Regions from separate parts of the Homo sapiens genome. Here region 1 is linked to region 2. The links are chromatin contacts, found by Hi-C or POLR2A ChIA-PET in ENCODE. All regions are on one chromosome and are shown on one strand. The core of a region is the stretch at or near the end of the contact, and the rest is flanking DNA. Distances in the headings are between cores, read along the strand shown. Region 1 holds the start of USP21 (ubiquitin specific peptidase 21). Region 2 holds the start of SLAMF1 (signaling lymphocytic activation molecule family member 1).

Region 1 (3,491 bases), core at 66-2,565, 510 kb after region 2:
GGACTAGCTCATCTCATGGCTCTGGGGGTAAGTTTTGTGTATTTGGCATAAAAGGAGAAAGAGGGACTTAGGCCCTGAGCAGTACAAGAAAAGCAGCTAAGAATAAAAGGAATAACAGTGATGTCCCTTAAGCATGTTCCCCCAGAATCTGTCTCCAGGAAGGAGCTTCTAATGGAACAAGAAGCATTGACTGGTAGTAATCTCACAGGATTTTCCTTGTATTGCAGCTGGGTCCATGGCTGGCAGTGGAAATCCCTGATCTGATTCAGAAGGGCGTCATCCAACACAAAGAGAAATGCAACCAATGAAGAATCAAGCCACTGAGGCAGGGCAGAGGGACCTTTGATAGGCTACGATACTATTTTCCTGTGCATCACACTTAACTCATCTAACTGCTTCCCCGGACACCCTCCACCTCTAGTTGTTACTAAGTAGCTGCAGTAGGCATTGCTGGGGAAGAAACAAACACACACCAAACAGTACTGCTACTTAGTTTCTAAGGCTGCACAGGGAAGGGAAAGACTGGGCTTTGGACAATCTAGAGGTAATTTATATCCGCCCCCAGGTGGAGCAACATGCGATTCTGGAGGCACGGGGGTAACTGAAAGTGAGTACATATAGTCTTTCTGGTTTCTGGAGATAACCCATCAATAAAAGCTGCTTCCTCTGGTAGCCTGTGGTTCTCATTGGGAGCTGTTAACAGAGGGCAAGTGGGCTGAAACCTGAGGCACATGAACAGCTACGCCGGGTTGGGTTGGGAAAGAGTCGGAAATAGGGGATGCTCTGGTCAGGAGTGGGAATGAAATGTTGACTGTTCCCCCTGCTGCTCAGATCTACCTTTGTCCTTTAGTGGTGAGCCATGCTTTGCCCTACCGTGTTAGCCTGCAAGAAGTGGTTTTGCCGGACCAGCACTTCCCGCCCTCCAGGGATCTTCCCAGCCCTCTGTGAAGTGCTAGATGCTTCTCCACTGGTCTGCGGGCTGGACCCAGGCCTGCAGTTTGCCATACTTGCGCCCCTGCTGTTTGGGAAGGATCTGTGCTGTAAGCCTCGCGGCCATACTACGACTGTCAGATCTCCATCCCTATGGGCTATAGGATGGGGCGACGGCACCCTATACCTCAGGGACTTGCTTTGGAGTCATGGATTAAAGACCTCTCTGGGCAGCGTTGAGAACCAGCGACCCTAAACTTGGCTGCGTTTCCATGGTGTCGATCGCGGAGCCGTGGGGGCGGGCTCACGCAAGCGCCAAGGGACCGGTGGGAGGAGTTCGGGTGTGGATGCGCAGGCGCTTTGAGAGACGGTGAAGCCGGTGGCCGGTGGCCGGGCGGGACCAACAAAGATGGCGGCGGCCCCTGCGGCGGGAGCGATCTGGGCAACGGCTGCGGCTAAAGCTGCAGCCGGGCCCACGGGGGGGCTGCACGGGGGTAGTAGGGGGTGGCCCTGAACTGGGGCCTGGCCCTGGCTGGCCTCTCCCGCCGCCTCACTGGGGGACAGGTACGGGCCGGGGCGTTATGGCATGGCGGGGTGTGGGGGGGCGCAGAGGGAAGACTGCTCCAGACCCGAGAGGACACTCTCCACAAAGGCGCGTGGGGCCCGGCGGGGCCTGGGAGAACTGGGCTGGAGGGACAGCATCCCTGGACCGCGGGGAATACGCCGCCGGATTCCGTAGCCAATCAGCGGTCTCGGCCTTTCTGCCCTCGAGGGGGGCGGACCCGGCTAAAGCCCTGCTGTGGTGGGAGAAGTGCAGAGATTAAGGGTCAAGGAGTTGTTCGTCCTCCATCCCCGACTACTGCTTTCTGAACCTCGACACCATGTCGGAGGTCGGAGGTGGGGGAGGGAATGGATCGTAAGTCACCCATATAGTCTGCTTCATTTGCAGCCCAGAGAGGCAGGGATTCGAGGATGGAGGGCTGTCTTTTGGGCTGTTATTCTTGCATCTACACTACCATTTGGCTAGGGTCTTAAGTGACCCGAGGCACATCCTACTTTACTAGCCGGGTATGGGGTCCCATGTTACGTTAGAGCCGAGATAGGAGTTATCACTGGCTTTTCAGTAAAGATGTGTTCTGCAGGGAGGGGTCGGGAGTATAGAAAGGGTCAAAGCCATGGGCTGCTTATCTTTCATTCATTTGTTTACCCAATAGATACTAAGTATTTACTTTGTACCAAACACGATGCCAGGTACTGGGGATACGATGGCTGATTCGATAGATCTGGTTCCTGCCCTCAGTGCGTATACTGCTCCCCACTTTCGTTGATGTGGTAGTGGTGATGACTGAGCCAACCACCTAATGTGGAAATGAGAGGACAGCAAGATTGTGGGTATGGAATGGGGCAAAGCAATAAGGGAAAATTAGTGTGGCAGGGTTCAGTACAGCAGCCTGGGTTCCCATTTCCCCCCATATTCAAATGCTGACACTCTCTTCTCCTCCCAGGTCCAGCCTGTGGTGTCCACAATGCCCCAGGCCTCTGAGCACCGCCTGGGCCGTACCCGAGAGCCACCTGTTAATATCCAGCCCCGAGTGGGATCCAAGCTACCATTTGCCCCCAGGGCCCGCAGCAAGGAGCGCAGAAACCCAGCCTCTGGGCCAAACCCCATGTTACGACCTCTGCCTCCCCGGCCAGGTCTGCCTGATGAACGGCTCAAGAAACTGGAGCTGGGACGGGGACGGACCTCAGGCCCTCGTCCCAGAGGCCCCCTTCGAGCAGATCATGGGGTTCCCCTGCCTGGCTCACCACCCCCAACAGTGGCTTTGCCTCTCCCATCTCGGACCAACTTAGCCCGTTCCAAGTCTGTGAGCAGTGGGGACTTGCGTCCAATGGGGATTGCCTTGGGAGGGCACCGTGGCACCGGAGAGCTTGGGGCTGCACTGAGCCGCTTGGCCCTCCGGCCTGAGCCACCCACTTTGAGACGTAGCACTTCTCTCCGCCGCCTAGGGGGCTTTCCTGGACCCCCTACCCTGTTCAGCATACGGACAGAGCCCCCTGCTTCCCATGGCTCCTTCCACATGATATCCGCCCGGTCCTCTGAGCCTTTCTACTCTGATGACAAGATGGTGAGGACTTGCCACACACATGGCCTTCATGCCCATGTTCCTCTGTGCTTTCCTGCCATCCTCTGCCTTTTCTGTCCCCCATTTCCCTGAAGTTCCTTTCTCAGCCCTTCATTACAGCAGTTTGGACATGCCTCTCCCTTGCTTAAATACCCTTGAGCCTCCTAGACCCTTTTTTGGGTTGTTGGTGACTCTTCAGCATGGTGTGCCATTTCGGTCCCCAGGGGATTACCCCAACTATTTAGAATTCTTCTTTGGGTCCCCAGGCCCTTCCTTTCCCTTGCTTGCACCTTCTCTACTGGGACTCTGCCTAGGCCTAATTAATCTCTGGAGCTAAAGAGAGGCAGGCACAGAACATCTTAGCAAACGTGGTTGCACATTTTCTGAGCTAAGTAAGCTAGGCTGATTGCAATTGGAGCCAGCAGGAGAAGGGCAAGA
Region 2 (6,350 bases), core at 2,352-4,851:
TCCTCTCGGGAAAAATTTTATTATTCGTTTGGATCAGAGCAATTACCTATGCAAATAACTACAGATTTAATTCTTATGGTATGAAAAAATGTCAGAGCTAGTACTCTTCACCAGGACACTGAAAAGTCGAGAGAAGTTTTATTTCCCCACCCTCTTTATCTCTGATTTCTTCTCTGCCATGTTAAAAAATTGATACATAATAGATGTATATATTTTCAGGGCACATGTGCTGTCTGATACACTCACATGTTGTGTAAAGATCAAATCGGGTTAATTGGGATATGTATCACCTTGAGTATTTCTCTTTTCTTTATGCTAAGAACATTTGAATTATTCTCTTCCAGTTATTTTGATATGTACAATAGATTATTGTTAACTATAGTCACCGTACTGATCTATCAAACACGAAGACCTATACATTTGGAAAGACACACAAGAAACTGGTCACAGTGGTTGCCTCCAGCATGAGGTATGGAAGGGAAATTAGTCTTCACTAAATACTCTTGTGTACTGTTGAAGTTTCATAGACATGACATGTTTTATAGATGTGATAATCAATAAACAAACTAGTTAACAAAAAAAAATTAAATGAACATTTGCATGATGAAAAAAAGTTTTCATTTTCCAAATTCCAGGTCAAATACTTCTTATATGCCCTCTACGTTCTTCTGTGATTTTTATCAGTCTCTCACCTTTTGGACATTTCTATACTTCAATTTATTCCAATTCAATTCAACTCATATTTTTCAATTATAGATAGCACATTCTAATTTTTACCATGGGACCTGGATACAAATTTTGGCATTCTCTCCACCCCTGCTTCCCAAACATAGGCTTGTCCAGTTTTACTCATTGAGGCCTCTGGAGTCAGGCAGCTATGTGAGCGCAGAGAAATTGCTAAACTACTCTGTGCCCCTTTCCTCATTTATAAAGTTGTAATGGTACCAATAATACATACATTTCTTATAGGGTTGGTGTGAAAATGAAATGACTGACACACATAAAGCATTTAGAACAGTGCCTGGTATATGGCAAGTATGCAGTATATACCAGTATTATTCACTCAACAAATATTTGTGGACAGGCTCTCAGTACAGACACAGTGTCAGGTGCTGGGCAGTGGCTGTTGTTCATTTTGTTTTCCCCACACCTTGCACCCTTGCACAGTGGCTGCCACATCATGTGTCCTTAATAGTTGCTGAATGGGATCATTCAAAGTCAAATCTATGGATTAAACCAATTAGCCCTGATACTCTGATTTCCAGTCCAGTGAGGGAGACAGTGAAAGTGACAGCATCACATCACAGTATTAATATTTTTGAGAAATAGAAGTGCCTAGATTGACATCTTGGGATAGAATGGGCCACTGAACACGCAAGGTTAGGCCAAGTCTAGAACCCACGCACTTGTCCCTCACCTTCCCCCAAAGTGTGTGAAGGGGGTGCAGAGGAACTGCATGGAGGAATAAAAAAAACTCATTGACATAAGGTCATCAATTATAACAAATGTACCATCCTGGTGGGGGATATTGATAATAGGGGAGGCTATGTATGTATGGGGCAGAGGGCATATGGGAAATCTCTGTTCTTTCTGCCCAACTTTGCTGTGAACCTAAAACTGCTCTAAAAAATAAAGTCTATTAAAACAAATCTCATCGGGGGAAATGAAAAATTCACTTTACTTGGGGAAGGGACATGTGGACTTTTTGATTTTTACAATTCTGACTGGGAATTAGAAGTTGAGCTGAGTAGAAATGAGAATGGGAGTGGATGCCAGTTTTACAAGAATCAAGCTTCTTGCTTGGGCAAATCTGTCATGACTAACCTGCCCCATTTGCAAAGCATTTCTGTCTGGGTTTTATTGGGGCTTCACAAAAGGGTGTGTATTTAAAAATAAAAACACTGAAAAACTTTTGTGAAGATTCAAAGAAGAAAACATGCAATGAAGTGAGCAGCCTCCGATTGGATAGACTTGCCTTGTGGGGCTGGGTTGCTTCTCCCTGACCGGCGACTTCCAAAGCCTCAATAAGACGAGCTATTGGTCAGCAGTGCCTAAGATGCTATGGGCCAGGCTGGCCAAGAGGCTAGCAAGCACAGAGATGGAAAAGTCCAGTTCACAGTTCAGCACCATCACTCCATCACACCTTACAGTCACCAAGAGGTGCTCCAGAAATGGTGCAGTCACAAATTGGTTGCAACAACGGAGGCTTGGCTTTCCCTGTGACCACTTAAAGTGGCTCGATTTGGTTTTCTGAGCCCCGAGCTCAGTTCTTCCTCCCCTAGACCTTGGGAAGTACGAGCCATGGATCTGCAGATTCCAAAAGAAAGTGGGCTGAGCAAGCCCTGTTCGTCTGGCTGTCTGGTAAAAGACACATCCATTGTGCAGCACCCCCACATCCCTGGCATATCACGGTGCTTTTCCTGGAAAAGTCCATATTGGATTTGCGGTCTTGAAAACCCCAAGCTTAAAACACCCTGGGCCTCAGGATTTCCCCCCGTGTCCGTAATGCCACCTCTTCTACTCCAGGCTACCTCCCACAGTCTAAACAAATAAGCAGAAGGAGATTCTCACCCCACTCACACAGGCAGTCCAAAGTCCACTTCTTGCTTGGCTTTTTCTTTCTCAAATACCTTTTCTCATAGCCCTGATACTTCTAAACAGAAAGCAATAGCCTGCCTTGGGAAGAAGATAGACAGAAAGACAGGAACAGAGTCCAGATCCAAAGGTAGCTCTTGTCTGGCCTTCCTGCTGGAGCTACTCTCTGAGGGTTCCCAATTTGCATTTCCCACATACTGTAACCAGCCCTAGCCTTCAGAAATCCCAACTTCTTCCCTCTTGCTTTCTTGGACCTTCTCTTCCAAGAAAATACACACCAGTATGACCGCACTGTGGCCACTGCTGGTTCTCAGCCAAAAGCCTGGAGTTTTCACTTCTACTCTCTCTTCCCACTCTAGCCAATGCTTTCTGTTGACCCATGCTCCTGGTTTGTCAGCCTGCATGTGCACAGATTCCCTCCCAGGGCAGGGATGTAGGGCAAATCTTCTCCCAGAGCTCAGTCCATCCAGCTCAGTCTCTCTAGGCTGGGTCTTTGCCAGAAGATGCCCATGTAAAACCAACCACTCAAGCAAGACTTCTACCAGGGCCTGTCACCCTAAGACTGGTCAGAAAAGTGACTGGAGCCTTTGGCTTAGAGCCCCTCATTTCCTTGGAAACTGGGGTTGGTGGGGCTGAGTCTTGGAAACCCAAGGGCCCAGGAACTTATAATGTTCCTTCCTCTTTGAAAGAGGCAGTTGAAACTGACAGCCAGTCCCTAAGGAAGAGTGACCAAACACAATACCCAGCCCTGCACCTTCTCTCCATCCACGAAGATACGCTGATTCCTGGCAGCTAACATGGGACTCAAACCATCAGGCAGATGAACACTCACCTGTTCCGTAGCTTGCCCCAAAAGCCAGGGAGAGAAACAGCACGAAGGTCAAGGAGAGGAGCCCCTTGGGATCCATCAGCCAATGAGGAGAAGGAAGGGATCCTGGCCGGAGCCTGGCAGCTGCTCACAGATGCCAGGCAGAAGCAAGCTTCGTGTCATGCAGCAGAGGCTGTCTGATTTATGTATCAGGAACCAGCAGGTTCCTGAACCCGCTTCCTGTATCACTGGGACTTTTTCTGCTTGTGTCTTGAGGATTGCTCATCTCCCATGAGGCTTTAAATCACTTTTTTGTTCTCAAGAAGCAGGCTTCTCAAGAAGCCAGGCACTTAGCCTATGGGAGCCAGGAAAGGGGGTGTGTAGTCACCTCGGCCAAAACCCGGCTTTGGGCAGAAACATGCGCCCCAGCTTCTTTCCTTAGCTGTCTCCAGGAACCGGATGTTGCAGATTCTCTGAGCAGTTCTCTCCGGTAAGTCTTCTTGGATTGCAAAGAAAAGATGTTTCATTGGATCACTCCTCAAATTTGGCAGTTCACAGCTGAACTTAGATAACTGCATTTTGATGAGCTAATAGACCTCTTACTTCTGTTTTATTTCATAATTTCAGATGACACCTCAACATGCAGTCTGGTGCAGGTGCCACTGTCACACAGAGATGGGAAGGGCATGTGCGGGTCACTTGGAAGAAACCCTGTGACCCCGATGAGTGCAATGTGGTATAATTTAGTAGCCCATGCTCCTAGTTTGTCTTCTTGCATGTGTGTGGATTCCCTCCCAGGCAGGGATGTAGGACAAATCTATCCCAGAGCTCCATCCTTCCAGCTCAGTCTCCTTGTTGTGTGTGTGTTTTCTCCTCTAATTTTTAACGTCTGTGGGTACATAGTAGATATACATATATGTGTGTGTGTGTGTGTGTGTGTGTGTGTGTGTGTGTGTGTGTGTATGTATATATATATGTATGGGGTATGCATATATTTGTATGGGGTATATGAGATATGTTGATAGAGGCATGCAATATGTAATAATCACACAGGGTAAATGGGATATCCATCACCTCAAATATTTATCCTTTGTGTTACAAACAGTGCAATTATATTTTTATTTTTAAATGTGCAATTAAATTATTATTGACTATAGTCACACTGTTGTATTATCAAATACTAGTTCTTATTCATTCTTTCTATTTTTTTGTACCCATTAACCATCCCCACTTCTTCCCCAACCCCCACTACCCTTCAGCCTCTGGTAACCATCCTTCTACTCTCTATGCCCACAAGTTCAATTGTTTTAATTTTTACCTCTCACAAGCAAGTGAGAACGTGCAAAGTTTGTCTGTCTGTGCCTGGCTTATTTCACGTAACATAATGATCTTCAATTCCATCCATGTCATTGTGAATGACAGGATCTAATTCTTTTTTAGCTGAATAGTACTTCATTGTGTATATGTACCACATTTTCTTTATCCACTCATCGGTGATAGACGCTTAGGTCGCTTCCAACCTTGGCTATTGTGAATAGTGCTGTAATAAACATGGGAGTACAGATATCTCTTCAATATACTGATTTCTTTTCTTTTAGGTGTATACCTACCAGTGAGATTGTGGATCATATGGTAGCTCTATTTTTAGTTTTTTGAGGAACCTTCAAACCATTCTCCACAGTGGTTGTACTAACTTATATTCCCAACAACAGTGTACAAGGGTACTTTTTCTCCACATCCTTGTCAGCATTTGTTATTACCTGTCTTTTGGATAAAAGCCATTTTAATTTAATTGGGGCTGTGTTGTATTCTGGGAGTTGCCTTTATTTTGGAGTTTGTGTCTAACTTTTCATTGAGGAGAAGGAACTAGTATTGGCAGAAGGAGGATCCCGCCCTTTTTCATGAGTTAAACTATAAGAATGGGATACTGGAAGTGTAACCAATGCTCACAGGGAGACTTGAAAGAGTAGGGAAGTGTTTTTAGAGTCCATTGTAACAGGTCATAGGCACTCTCTGATGGGCCTCCCCATGGGGATCAGGTAATAAAAGCTGGTGAGATATGTGAACTTTATCCTCACTGTTTTCTTCCTTCCTTTCCCCAGCACTCAACTGTCCTCCTCACAACTATTCCCAGTGGTGTGTGCTCGAGTCAGCATGTACCAACTCATAAAATTGTTAAATTTTCAGGAATCTGGATGGGCACAGTGGCACGCCTGTAACCCCACCATTTGTGGAGGCCTAGGTGGGAGAATTTTTGAGGCCAAGAGTTTGAAAATAGTCTGGGCGATAGAGTGAGACCTCATGTCTACAAACAATTTTTTTTAATAAAAATAAAAAATAGATTTTCAGGAATCTTGTGAGGTGCTTGATGAACATGGCCATTATTAAACATATAAAATTAAATTAAATTATATAAACTTACAGTTAAGCTGGGCATGGTGGTACATGCCTGTAGTCCCAGGTACTTGAGAGGCTGAAGCATGAGGACCCCTTGAGCCCAAGAGTTTGAGGCTGTAGTATCTTTATAGCAGTGTGAAAACGGACTATCATGATCATGCCTGTTGGTGTGGTTTGCCGCTGTGTCCCCACCCAAATTTTATCTCGAATTGTAATCCCCATAATCCCCAAGTGTTGAGAAAGGGACAAGGTGGGAGGTGATTGGATCATGGGGGCAGTTTCCCCTCCATGCCGGTCTTAAGACAGTGAGTGAGTTCTCACAAGATTGGATGGTTTTATAAGGCAGTATTTTCTGCTCTTGGCTGCTCTTCTCTCTCCTACTGTGATGTGAAGAAGGTCCTTGCTTCTCCTTTGCCTTCCACCATGATTGTAAGTTTCCTGGGGCCTCCTTAGCCATGTGGAACTGCAAGTCGATTAAACCTTTTTCCTTTATAAATTACCCAGTCTTGGGTAGTATCTTTATAGCAGTGTGAGAGTGGACTAATACACC

What was found. A loop is a pair of places that touch in the nucleus more often than their neighbours do. ChIA-PET counts read pairs that join two places held with the same protein, here RNA polymerase II (POLR2A). Pooled maps may share reads with other maps.
Region 1: a pooled map shows a loop between it and region 2 (2.4-fold over the local background). The contact joins the promoter of USP21 here to the promoter of SLAMF1 in region 2. A Hi-C loop is called at or near these places in 2 of 50 pooled maps. POLR2A ChIA-PET finds 5 or more read pairs at or near these places in 2 of 52 experiments (RWPE1 and T-cell).

The regions. Positions count from the first base shown.
Region 1 is chr1:161,158,185-161,161,675 of GRCh38, forward strand. It overlaps USP21 (ubiquitin specific peptidase 21), which reads left to right and starts at 1,316. Exons shown (of 14, transcript NM_001014443.3): 1 at 1,316-1,494; 2 at 2,182-2,322; 3 at 2,436-3,056. The coding sequence starts at 2,457. It overlaps UFC1 (ubiquitin-fold modifier conjugating enzyme 1), which reads left to right. Exons shown (of 6, transcript NM_016406.4): 5 at 1-27; 6 at 228-672. The coding sequence ends at 308. RefSeq lists a silencer at 1,395-1,544.
Region 2 is chr1:160,643,443-160,649,792 of GRCh38, forward strand. SLAMF1 (signaling lymphocytic activation molecule family member 1) reads right to left here and starts at 3,602. Exons shown (of 7, transcript NM_003037.5): 1 at 3,428-3,602. The coding sequence starts at 3,503. It overlaps LOC107985220 (a long non-coding RNA gene), which reads left to right and starts at 3,567. Exons shown (of 2, transcript XR_001738266.2): 1 at 3,567-3,893; 2 at 4,031-6,350. RefSeq lists enhancers at 3,434-3,643, 3,684-3,733.